Regions from separate parts of the Homo sapiens genome. Here region 1 is linked to region 2. A link is a contact called in ENCODE Hi-C data. All regions are on one chromosome and are shown on one strand. The core of a region is the stretch at or near the end of the contact, and the rest is flanking DNA. Distances in the headings are between cores, read along the strand shown.

Region 1 (6,020 bases), core at 1,798-4,297, 4.4 Mb after region 2:
GCTCAATACTAATTTGCTGTACAACCCTGAGACGCTGCCTACAATTCCATATCTCACTTAAAATTAAGATGTTTGGATCATTTCCTTTACCAAAAGACAAGAAGGATATTATTTTATAAAAATGATTGTAAGCAATGAGAGCACCGAATATTATATATATACTGAATATACACATATGTGTACGCATATATATTCACACATGTATACACATGCAAAGGGAAAATAATATGGCTTTTTTATAAATATGTTTATAAAGTAATGAATGTAAGGCACATTAATAGCAAAAGGTAATTATCCAAACTCCATTTAATCCCAATTCACACTATAAATAAGTGCTTAACACCTAAGATGCTAAAAAAAGCCCAATCGACAAGTGTATACTCTGTTTAAATGGATGTTATTGTTTATTTTAAAATAACAATGGGATTCGAGACCAGCCTGGCCAACATGGTGAAACCTAGTCTCTACTAAAAATACTAAAATTATCTGGGCGTGGTGGCGGACGCCTGTAATCCCAACTATTCGGGAGGCTCAGGCAGGAGAATCGCTTGAATCCAGGAGGCGGAGGTTGCAGTGAGCTGAGATAGCACCGCTACACTCCAGCCTGGGCGACAGTAAGACTCCATCTCAATAAATAAATAAATAACAAAGAATATGAGACAGGTTTTAATAGGGCTTAATTAGGATGGAGACTGTGGGAAACAATTCTCAAATATAGTTAGAAGCCAGGGACAAAATTTCTTTTCACATACGATACAATGTAATCACATATTGCAATAAAAGTGTAATACAGTAGTAACTTTCAATGTCTTCCAATTTTACTTGAATATACAAGTAGGTAAGGCAAAAAGATATTCTAGTCCCCTTTTCCATCAAATCCAATGAATTGTGTTTCATTTAAAGTTTGACTATTTTTCAAGTCTATCTATTTTTATGATGCAAAGCTATACTTAATGTATCTAAATAAGCAAGAAGACCAGAAAAAAAAACCAACCAAAATATTCCAAAACATAAAAAGACATCCTCAAATCACTTTGTGCCTTGACAAAACTTAACAGTAATATCATAAGCCAGTGTTGCAATGCTGTCATCCTACCTAATTCTACCTAAATGAGCTCAGTAATTTCTAAATTGGTTTCCAGAAGAGATCTTTACATAAGCAATTATCAAAAACAGCCCATTTTGTATTCAAGAAGCACAAACAACAATATTTAGTTTTTTAAACAATTTATATAAAGAATACCTAGAGGTTTTTTTTTACACTTCATAAACTAAAATCACTTACGAATACTTGACTAAAGCTATTTCTCATCATCTTTCCTTAGAGAAGACCAAAATACATTTTTCGTAAGGGCAAAACAAAAGCAGTAAATTACTTAAACATCACTTAAATGCCCCCTAAAGTAACCTTCCTTTCTCATACATTTTCCTATATTCATCGCGTTCTGCGGTACACATTTCTGAACTGAAATTGTATTAAGTTTAACCTAATACGATCTCTTCTCTACTAGTCAAAAAAAGATCTTAAGACGTTAACCAAATACATGGGAGGCGGGGTCGGGGGTGCGAGGTGGTGCCAGAGCAGATGGAAACAAGGTAAGAGAGTTGTTTTCTTAAGACACTAGGGTTACTCCCCAACTCCAAATGCCAAGATTCACTCGCCAGTAGAGCAAGCTGCTGCCACTATCCACTGCTTACACAATACAACCTTCCTTTCTACCTCTTCCCCTACACTCCCACCCATAACCCCCTTCCAAAACAAACACCCACAACGCGCCCCATTCCATAATCCGTGTTCGCCCCTCTAAGCCCACTAAACCAACCTGCTGGATAACAGCTCTATGCATTCGTCTTAGGCAAAAAAAGAAAAAAAAAAAAGCGACTGCAGCAAGGTCGGGAGTCCCACCATTCCTGTCACCCTAAACAATCCACAGGGTGAGAGCCCCAAGCCCAGAAGTTTGAGGCAAAACGATTCAGATCCAACCAAAAAGAGGGAATTGCAGTTGAATGGGGATGGGAGGTGGGGAGGGCGATGCGTATGCGTGTATATGTGTGTGTGTGTGTAAGGAAGAGTCCATCACATGACAGTGAAAGAGGACCAGAGTCGTCGGGGCGTCCGCAAGCAGACGGGGGGGAGGGTGTCGTTGCCGTGGCAACACCCCCCATCCGTCCAGACTTCCAAAGAGGGAGGAAGAACTTCAAATCCCAACCGTCAGCGCTCAAGCGGCTCCTTCTTAAAGGGGTACACACAGCGCCGCCGCCGAGCGCGAGAGGGCAGAGTTGGGCGCCCCCCGCCCCTCGGACGACGCCCCCGCCGCCCCTCGCCCCCAGCCGGCCCATCAGCGGCCCCCGCCCTGCGAGTGCCCGTGGGTCTCCAGGTCCAGGTCCCCGGGAACTGGCCGCGTCTGCTCACCCGGCCCCCGGCGGCGACAAGGGGGTGTGTGTGCGCTCGGCGGGGGCGCGGACCAGCCCGCCTTCCTCCGGCCGCCCTGCCCGCCGGCTCTCCTCCGCCAGGGCGCCGACCCACCGGGCCGCTTCCTCCGTCCTGTCAGGGTGGACGGCGGGCGACGGCGGGCAGCGACGGGCGCCGAGGAGTTTCGGGGAGAGAGCGAGCGGGCGGCTTCCGCGGGGGCTCAGCAAGCGGGTCCAAACTAACAGTTCCCGGGGAGCCCAAGAGCTGGGAAGGCGAAGGAGCGCGGACCGCGCCGGGCCAGCAGCCCGCAAGACAAAAGGCGAGCGCCGGGGCCGCCGCGCCGCGCCGCTCCCATCTCGCTCCCCCACCGAACTAACCCGAACGGGAGATTCAACTAAACCCCTCAGCCACAAACTCCTCGGGCTGCGACAGCGGTCGCCGCGCGGAGCCCGGGGCCCCGGCCCGCGTCTCTCTTACCTACACAGTGCATGAGGCGGTGGCGCCAAGAGTCGAGTTCCCGCCGGAATCCTCTTCTCTCCGCCGCGCACCGAGGGCTCCGGCACTGAGCGGCGGCGGCGGCGGCGGCAGCAGCGGCGGCGGCAGCGGCCATTCTCTCTCTTCCCTTGTCCATCTGCGTCCCGCGTCACGCGCCCTCATTTACATACGAGCAGCGCAGGCACGAGGCAGGGGCGCGAGCCCTCGGCGCGAGCCCCGGAGCGCGCGCCCCCCGGAGGGGGGTTGATTGACACGTGTCACTACCTTCCCTCTGCCCTGCCCTCCCCCTCCCACCGCTCCCTCAGGGAGAGGCGGGGAGGGAGCCAGAGGAGAAGGAAGCAACCTGCCGCTTCCGCTGACCCCGCCTCCCCACCCACTACCCTCCTCCCCCTCCCGCTGGAGTTTACTCAGGCGAGCCATACCGCTCCCGCCGCCCGCGAAAACCCTGAGCGGGAGCGAGAGACCCGGAGCCCAGCCAGGAACCGGCGTGCTAGTGGAGCGGACTAGCAACGCCTACTTTCTGCCTTCACTACGGGACTCCGACAGTCCGGAGACTTCACTTCCCAGGCTCCATTTCGCCAGGATCCCGAAGCTGAACTTGGCGCCGTGGCGCGTTGCTTGCCGGTCATTGTAGTCCAGAAGAAAGGATTTTTTTTGTTTGTTTGTTTTTCTTCCCCCCCGCACTTGGGTATGCAGGCTGGCCTGCAACTTCTCTGCGCCGCGCCGCTGGGGGGCTGAGTCTGTCGCTCCCTGCGCCCGGAACCATGCGCTGCCCGGTGGCCGGGTCTGACCCGACTGCTTTAGCTTCCTTAGGCTCCGCGATAGAAGGGTGGTGGAAGCCGCAAGAGTTGTCGGCTCCTTGTGGGTTCAGGCTGCGCTTTGCGTTTTAAGTGCTGGAAACTTTCCGGGGTCGCTGTCTTCCTGTCACTCCGCAGGGAAAGGGCAAGCCGGTCATTCGGCTACATCTGGAATAACTGCCAAACGTCCAGAGAGAGATCCCGGAGTGACTTCGGTATTCAAGGCGAAGAGATCTCGGAAAGCCAGAATATTTGCAAGGACTAGGAAAAAGATGCGGGTTTTTTTCACTGAAAATTACTTGCAGGGGACTGGGTGTAGCCGGCTGAAAACTGCAGAAGGAAAATTTTCTTTATAAGCTCCTGGAGGGCAGCGACCCACTGAGATCTCTGTACCGTGACATCTGTCACTCGCTAGACCCTAGTACAGTGCGTGACACGGGATTAAGCACTTTACAAAGGTTAATGGAATGAATTCTACCACGTGCTAGAGAAAATAACTTCTTCAGAGAGAGCTAGAGAGGAATCTTACGTTTAAATACAGACTCCAATCACAGTTTTTACTTTTGCACCAGAGCGATTGTGCGTTTGTTTCCGTATAAGTGCAGTTTATCAAGCCGAAGCTAAGCTACCCAACGTTTGCTAAGAAGTACTGTGTATTTCTGGAAATTTATTCACAAGTCTGTGGGAAATATGTTTAATTCTTCTTGGAAATCTCATAAACTCTGAATTCAGTACCACCTTCCCTGTTTTGTGGCTTATCCTTATCCACCTTCTTTTTCTTCCTATGAGAAAGTATTTCTTTGCTCATTATGACTTCAGTAGTGAAGATGTAATTTTGCATCTTCATAAGTTAAAAATAATAAAGTTTGAACGCATAATCACCTTTTCTAGAACGGTCACAATTGGAGTGCAGGTGAAATCACTAGTGAAGGTGATTTTGGAATTGTCAGTGGATGGTTTTAGTTAACCACTTCCACTCACAATTGCCACGATGATCAGCCTTTGCAGTTTTCCTGATCACTTTTATAGTAATCTACATTAGTTAGGATGGGAAAAATTATGGTGCAGTAATAAATGATCCAAGAATCTTAGTGGCTTAAAACAACAACAAAAAACTATTTCCTGATTATCTACATGTTCATCTCTGGGTGGCAGGAGGAGGGGGCTTCATTCCATGTGGTCTCACTAAGCAACTGGATCCTTAAAGAGGCTGGAATCTCTGCAACGTCCCCCCTTGGGTGATAGGCAAAAGGAAGATGAAGAATGGCGAACTGGTTCTTCCTAAAAGTGATACAAGTCAGTTCTCACATTTCATTGACCAAAGCGAATTATTCGGGCGTATCTATCTTAAAGGGAGCAGGGAAGTGCGATCCTATTATATGTGCAAAAAGAAGATAACCAGAATTTATTGGTAAATAGTATCAAGGATTACTGTGATCTATCCTTCTGGTCACCAGTTTACAGTTCACTTTCTTCACACTACAAAATAGATTTACTCCTATCACAAAGTGAGACAATCCAAAAGTTCTGTTCAGTAAAGGCATTAATCTCAAAGTCTGGCATCTCTGGGTGATGGTTGGTAGTCTCCATATTGGAACTGGATAAAGCTTCTCTTGTTATAGACAACTAAAAAGATAAGGTATTCTCCCCAGATCTCTCTCACTCGCGATCTCTCTTCTCTCTCTCTCTCTCTCTCACACACACACACACACAGACACACACGCACAGTGATGGAATAGGGACTAAATAGACATGGTGTCTTAGTCTATTTTGTGCTGCTGTAATGGAATACCGCTGACTGGGTAATTTATATGAAGAGCAGACATTTATTGCTCATGGTTCTAGGGCCTAGAAAGTCCAAGATCAGGGTGCTGGCATCTAACAAGGGCCTTCTTGTTACATGGCCCCACAGTGGAAAGGCAAAGAGAAGGCAAGTGAGTAAAAGGGGGCCAAACTCATCCTTTTATAATGAACTCACTCCTGCTATAAAGAATCCACTCCCTTGATAATAGCATTAATCCATTCACTATGCCCTCATAGCCTGTCACTTCTCATTAGGCCACAGTTCCCAACACTGTTGCATTGGAGTTTATGTTTCCAACATGTGCTTTTTCGTGGGCAAATTCAAACCACAGCATATGGTAAACATTCCTGTTTAGAAAGGAGAAAAATGGGAGACACACATGAACCGTTTCAGCAAATATTTTACGACAGTTAGCATCTCCAACTTTCCAGCCTCTGACAATTTCCTTGCTACCACCCACTGAGCCTCTAAGTTAAAGCCACATATTTTAGATTTTCTGTTATAACTGTAC
Region 2 (5,879 bases), core at 2,215-4,714:
TGCTGTGTCCCCAGAATCCACAGCAGTACCTGGCTCAAAGTCAGTGCTAATAAGTCATTCTTGATTAAATTAATATATCTGTATCTTGGGCATCCTGATTCTTGGCTTTGTATTAGGACTTTTGTTTCAGTGAATAGAGAAGTTAGAACCTTTCTCCTTGCACCCAGAATTCCTCCTTGCACCCAGAATTCCTCTTTTGAAACAAGTATCTTTTAATACCTCCTTAAATATCTTGAAGTGAAGTTCACAGATAATACAACCTGTTTACACATGTATTTTATTTTTAATCAATATGGTATCCTAACCATTCTACAAAAGAAAACTCTAAAGAAAATAATTTATAATAAGGTAATGAGTGTTTCAATATACAAATAACTGGGGAATACTACACTCAAAGGCCTCATGAAATACACAGACATTTGTGACTATATCGATAATCAGTACAAATGCAAAGTGAGAGGCGATGTTCTGCTAATGCATATCATGTTTTGCACTGTTGTTGGTGATATGATTTACCAAATAGTGACCAACTCCTGGTAAAATTTATCATAAAATAAAGTACAATCTTTCTTCAATTGACTCTGGAAAATTCATTGGATATTAAAATGGTATAAGAATGTTTTGTTTTTAGATGTAAAATGGAGCAAGGTTCTACATTCACATAACTTTTTCAACTACACAGATATTTTCTGGGACATGTAGGGCATTTACTCACCTTGGTCCTCAACCATGAAATACCATTGAGTGCCCTCTCATCATAGCACCAACTATCCCCACACTTTTCCAAAATATCCTTGGGTGTGGTGCCACCCCTACAAAAACCCTGATTCTAACTCAGCTCTCTCATTTTACAGTTGAAGGAATCATCCCTTTGGGGAGGGAAGAATTACTCTCTGGAAAACATAGGGATTTAAACATAAAGACTGGACCAGGACCGCAGACTTCTGACTTCTTAGGCTAAATCCCAGTTGTATCCACCATAGCAATTGAAGCCAAGGATTAGAGTCAAGTAGGCTTGGGATCAAATCCTGGCTCTGACCTTGGGAAAACTGCTTCATCTTTTCGAGCCTCTGTTTCATCATTTGCATAAATGAGATTAAAAATAGCATTTACCTTAAAGAATTGTTATGAGGACTAAGAGAGGTTATGACTTTGAATTCTTGGCACATAGTGAACTCTTAATTAATGGTAGCAATTATCACACTGCTATTCCTCCCTTTAAAGCTCATTCATTTAAGTGCCAACAGAAATTGTCATATCCTAGAGAACTTCTATACTGGAACTTTTTCCTCTGTAGAGAAATACTTGTTTATCATTTGTTTCCAATACTTCAAATCATTCCTTTTCAGGTCAAGGCCTCCTTCTAATCTCTCCATTTTCCTCCAAGATGGCCTGGGCCAAATTTAAGGGAAAAATGTCTTGAGCAGAGTAGCTTGGAGCATTCTCATACCTTGACTCTTACTTAAAGAAAGGAAGAAGAAACTTTGGGGCTTTGATTTGGTTTGAAAAGGAGGAAGGGAGGTGATATTGAGCACTTATTTTGAGCACTTATTTTGTACCAAGTGCATAGCAGGTGGTCTATTTTGTTTCATTCTCTCAAGAATAGTCCCTGTGAGGTGGACTGTTTATTATCACCTCCATCTTGCAGATGAGAAAGTGGAGACTCTAAGCTGATAAAACCCTTTCTTGAGGTCATACAGAGCCAAGATTAAAATATTAACAAAAAATAAAATTCTAGAGCCCCTCCAAGCATCTGAATGGACCCCTTCTTGGCCAGGGCACTCCAAAGTTAACCTGAAAAACTGGTTCAGGCCATGACGGGAAGGGGTGTCAGACATGTCTCGTTATACCCTACTCTCTTTAGGAATTCAGGAAACGTGGCCAGCATTTAACATCAACACAGACCTTAAGTCTGATAAGAAACATTTACATTCTATTCTCTCTGAAGCCTGCTACCTGGAGGCTTCATCTGCGTGATAAAACCTTGGTTTCCACAACTTCTTATTGTAACCGAGACATTTCTTTCTAGAGATAGTAACTCTTTCAACCAATTGACAAATCAGACAAATTTTAAATCTACCTACAACTGGAAGCAGACCTCCCCACTTTCCCTTTTCTGGACTGAAACAATGTATGTCTTAAATGTATTTAATTGAAGTCTCACGTCTCCCTAAAATGTATACATCTAGGTGACGCCCCAATCACCTTGGGGTCATGTTCTCAGGATCTCCTGAAGGTTATGTCATGGGCCATTAGTGACTCATATTTGGCTCAGAATAAATCTCTTTAAATATTTTAGAGTCTGACTCTTTTTGTCAACAAAAATCACATCTCTGTCTGACATTGTCGTGATTTGGGTTCTTTCAAAAGCAGATCCTGAGACAAGGGTTTGAGTGCAAGTGGGACTTTGGAGGTGTATTTATCTTTTTAAAAAATTTTTTTTTGTGCCTCTCAGCTCTGAATGGACCCTTTATTAATTTATGCTCTGGGACTAACGAAGGCGTGCCTTTGAGCCCGTCTCCTTTAAGTGCGCGCGATGCTAGGCTTCCTCAGTAGAGGGCGCCGGAGGACACCGCAGCTGGAGGAGGGTTTCCGCCGGTTGTGCGGGGACCGCGGCTCAGTAGTGTGGGTGGACGAGGACAGCGGGTGGAACTGGTCCTTCTGTGACTTTGCAGCCCCGGCTTGGTGATAATTTTTGTGCAGGCTTCTTGACATGGAAAGCAGAGCTCCCCAGCACAGAGTGAGCCTCCGAAGGGCTCCTGCCCTTACCGGTGCCCTACCCTCCCTTTCCCTGCTTGCTACACTTGGGTCCGGGACTCAGCCTCCCTTTGCAAGCTTCTGCTCGGCCTGTGTGCAGCTGCACTTAGCTGGCAGGGTCAGGCGTTGAGTAGCCGCTCCGCTCCTTCTGCAGCCTCCTGCAGCCCCCGCCAGCTCCCGGGCTCCATCCCTCACCATCAGTTGCTGATTGGCGCCCCCTGCGTGCACAACGGAGGCTGGCTGCACCTGGAGGTTCCCAGCAATTCCAGGCCGGCTCCAGCCTAGCCAAAGCAGCTAACTTCTCTGCTGTCTCGTGGGCTGAACCTCACCGTTTCCCAAGAGGTCTGAATCCTTCTCAAGTTCGTCTTTTCCTAAGTTCTCCCTCGTAGCTCTAGGTTGCTTTGTAGAGTTTCCTTATATCTATACTCTTCATTGTAGTTAATGACTCTGTGTTACACTTGTCCTGTTGAACTTACTGTGTAGTTTCTGTCTCTTGACTGGATCAAGGCTCTCACAGGAGTCAATCCCAGAAAAATGATGAGACAGTAGGGAAGAGAGAAAAGCCAATAAACAGCATGTTAATGAGTAGGTCCCACCTGGGGCTCAGTCGCACTGGTGTCCCTCTGAGAGTATGGGCACCACACACTTTGGCATTGCCCCAGCAAGGCAAGGGGCAAGCAAGGGAGCTGGGTGTTTATCTCCCAGGCATTGCTTGAGGCTTGCTCTTGGGAATGGTAGCTCCCTGGAACTTCTGTCCAGCCTGCATATCTGGACTGTGCAGGGGATACTTCTATGGCCAGAAAAAGCCCTTGGGCAGAGAGAAGCAGGTTCTTGATGCTGAGATGTCTGCGTGCTTGGGAGTTGACCACTGCAGCTGCAGGTGACCTCTGGGGTGGGCCAAGGGGATGTAGGTGGGCAGTGATACATCTGCTACAGACATGTTGCAGGATGCAGGGCAGCAGAAGGAAACTGATCAGCTGGCTGCCAATGAATGGCCCAGACTGATTCAAGGGTAAATTTGCTGGAAGAAGTCCGTTGCAGAAGATCAGATGCTTTCCTGACTGGTGTAATTTAATTGTATGGTCAGTGTTTGCTATGGATAATTGGATTTTTCTTTGACCTTCACAATCTTGCTGGCTCTCTGTCCACACTGAAAGACACTTTTCTAACTCTCTCAAATGCAATAAGACTAACCTTGGCTTCCATCAGGAACTCATGGGCTTGCCATTTCCAGGAGGTGCCGATGGCTGTGGTATCCAACCAGCAAACGGCAGTGGTGTTTGTATTTTCCATTTTGCCCTTTACAAGAACATTTCAGCTGAAGCAAAAGGCTTTTTCCTTTACCCTGGGTTTTTTAATAGAAATCTTGGTGGCATTAAGCACTTTTAATTCTGAGCACTAGCCTGTAAAGTTCAAAGCTCTGTTCTGCTCTTGAACACAGCGGATACCAAGGCGAGAGATTCTAATCACAAGGAATACCAGAAAAAAAAAAATAAGCAGGAGACAAGTTTATTACGAAGGGTTGTGAACAGTATTTGTGATTAATGTGGAATGAAAAAGGTTATTTCTACATTAAAATCATTCACATTTGCAATAATTTAAACAATTTATCTGGTTTCCCCAAGTGGGGATGTGTTCTTTCCACATATAACATGCTCAGTGAAGGAAGAACAAGGAAGGTTACGCTGCCCTGAAACATATCTGGGAGAGCTTTTCGGCTCTGGGAGGATCACCAAGTTATGTTGTTAAGTGACAAAAACAATATCCGGAAGAGTGTCAAACAGCTAATTATTGTGTAAGAAGGAAAAAAAGAAGACTACATTAGTCACATTTACTTATATTTATATGAAAAGCTAATAAAAGTAGCTAGGTATACGTAAGGCAGTCAGAAACAAGACTTTTCAATTATAACTTTTATATCATTTTAATTTAAAAGTTACGCTAATATATTTCCTGTTCAAGAAACAAATAACAACATGCCCAGTGGAAAGCATCATCATTGTAATAATGTCCTAAGATCATTTTTTATGACCTTTGAAGGTAACTTAGGATAGGAAAATGCATTCCATAAAATTCAGCTGCCTGCACATAGTGAATCCTTTGCAAACCCTCGGAATAGGCTGAGGGTTTTTATATGACCATGGAATTTTTTTTTTTTTTTTTGCATCTTTGCTGCTATTCGCCATCCAGGCAGCAGGGGGAGGTGTTTCTCTGTTTTTCTTTGCGCCGCCCACGCCTTCTCCCCAACTTCATATGCAAAACTGACCAAGAATTCTCTAATTCAAATCTATGCACGAAAGGCACCACATTTTCTAGATTCATGTTGTTACTCTCTCATATCCCAAATCTGGGAGACTTGGAGCTTCCAGCAGGCTGCTAATGATTTTTCAAAAGGGGCCGATTGTTGGATTTGCTGGTGTAAAGTTTGTCCTCCCTCTTCTCTGTGCCCCTCCTTGTCACTCCACTCAGCCTTTATACATCACTTGCCATAATCGAGTCATAGAAAACGAAACTTACATTATGGAAATTCACAGCCTTTTTTTTTTTTCCACTTTGTAGATGAGACTCAGGATTTAGAAGGCAAAACAAACAAACAACCAAACAAATAAAAAAGGGATTTATTTTGGACCTTCATAAATGGTGCCAAAGTAAAAACAAACAAACAAAAGGTAAAAGAGGAAGGGACTGTTAGATGAATGTTTATCTCGGCGCCTGGTACCATACCTGCCTTACACACTCACAACGCAAGGAAGGGTGTGTCACCAGAGCCATTTTGCTAAGGAGGAGATTAAAGCTCAGAGGGGCTGAGCAACTTGCCCAAATTTATGTTGCTAGAAAATGATAGAACTGGAATTGGAAGCCAGACTGTATCTAAAGTAGAAACGTTTAAATATTTTCTTCCTATACCACACAAAATAAGCAGAAGGCAGTGTCTCTCTCTCTTTTGTCCCTGTCTGCCCCCCACAGTCTCTGTACCTGTTTTCCCACAAGGGTGTACCACCTGCTCCCTACTCCACATCGCGTCTATAAAGAGAGAGAAGGAAAAAAGGAAGTCGCTTCAAGAGCTCCCCAAATGCTCAATGGAAGTTGCTCTTTGTTGTACATGGGCAGCGATTTCTTTA

Evidence for each region. Hi-C counts contacts between places; a loop is a spot of excess contacts on that map. Pooled maps may share reads with other maps.
Region 1: a loop to region 2 is called in a pooled map, with 17 times the contacts of the local background. The contact joins the promoter of LCORL here to the promoter of LINC01182 in region 2. A Hi-C loop is called at or near these places in 9 of 50 pooled maps.

Annotation. Positions count from the first base shown.
Region 1 is chr4:18,018,708-18,024,727 of GRCh38, forward strand. LCORL (ligand dependent nuclear receptor corepressor like) reads right to left here and starts at 3,048. Exons shown (of 8, transcript NM_001394446.1): 1 at 2,891-3,048. The coding sequence starts at 3,044. RefSeq lists silencers at 2,260-2,589, 2,910-3,369 and an enhancer at 3,420-3,679.
Region 2 is chr4:13,651,715-13,657,593 of GRCh38, forward strand. It overlaps LINC01182 (long intergenic non-protein coding RNA 1182), which reads left to right and starts at 3,465. Exons shown (of 4, transcript NR_121681.1): 1 at 3,465-3,637. RefSeq lists an enhancer at 2,990-3,039.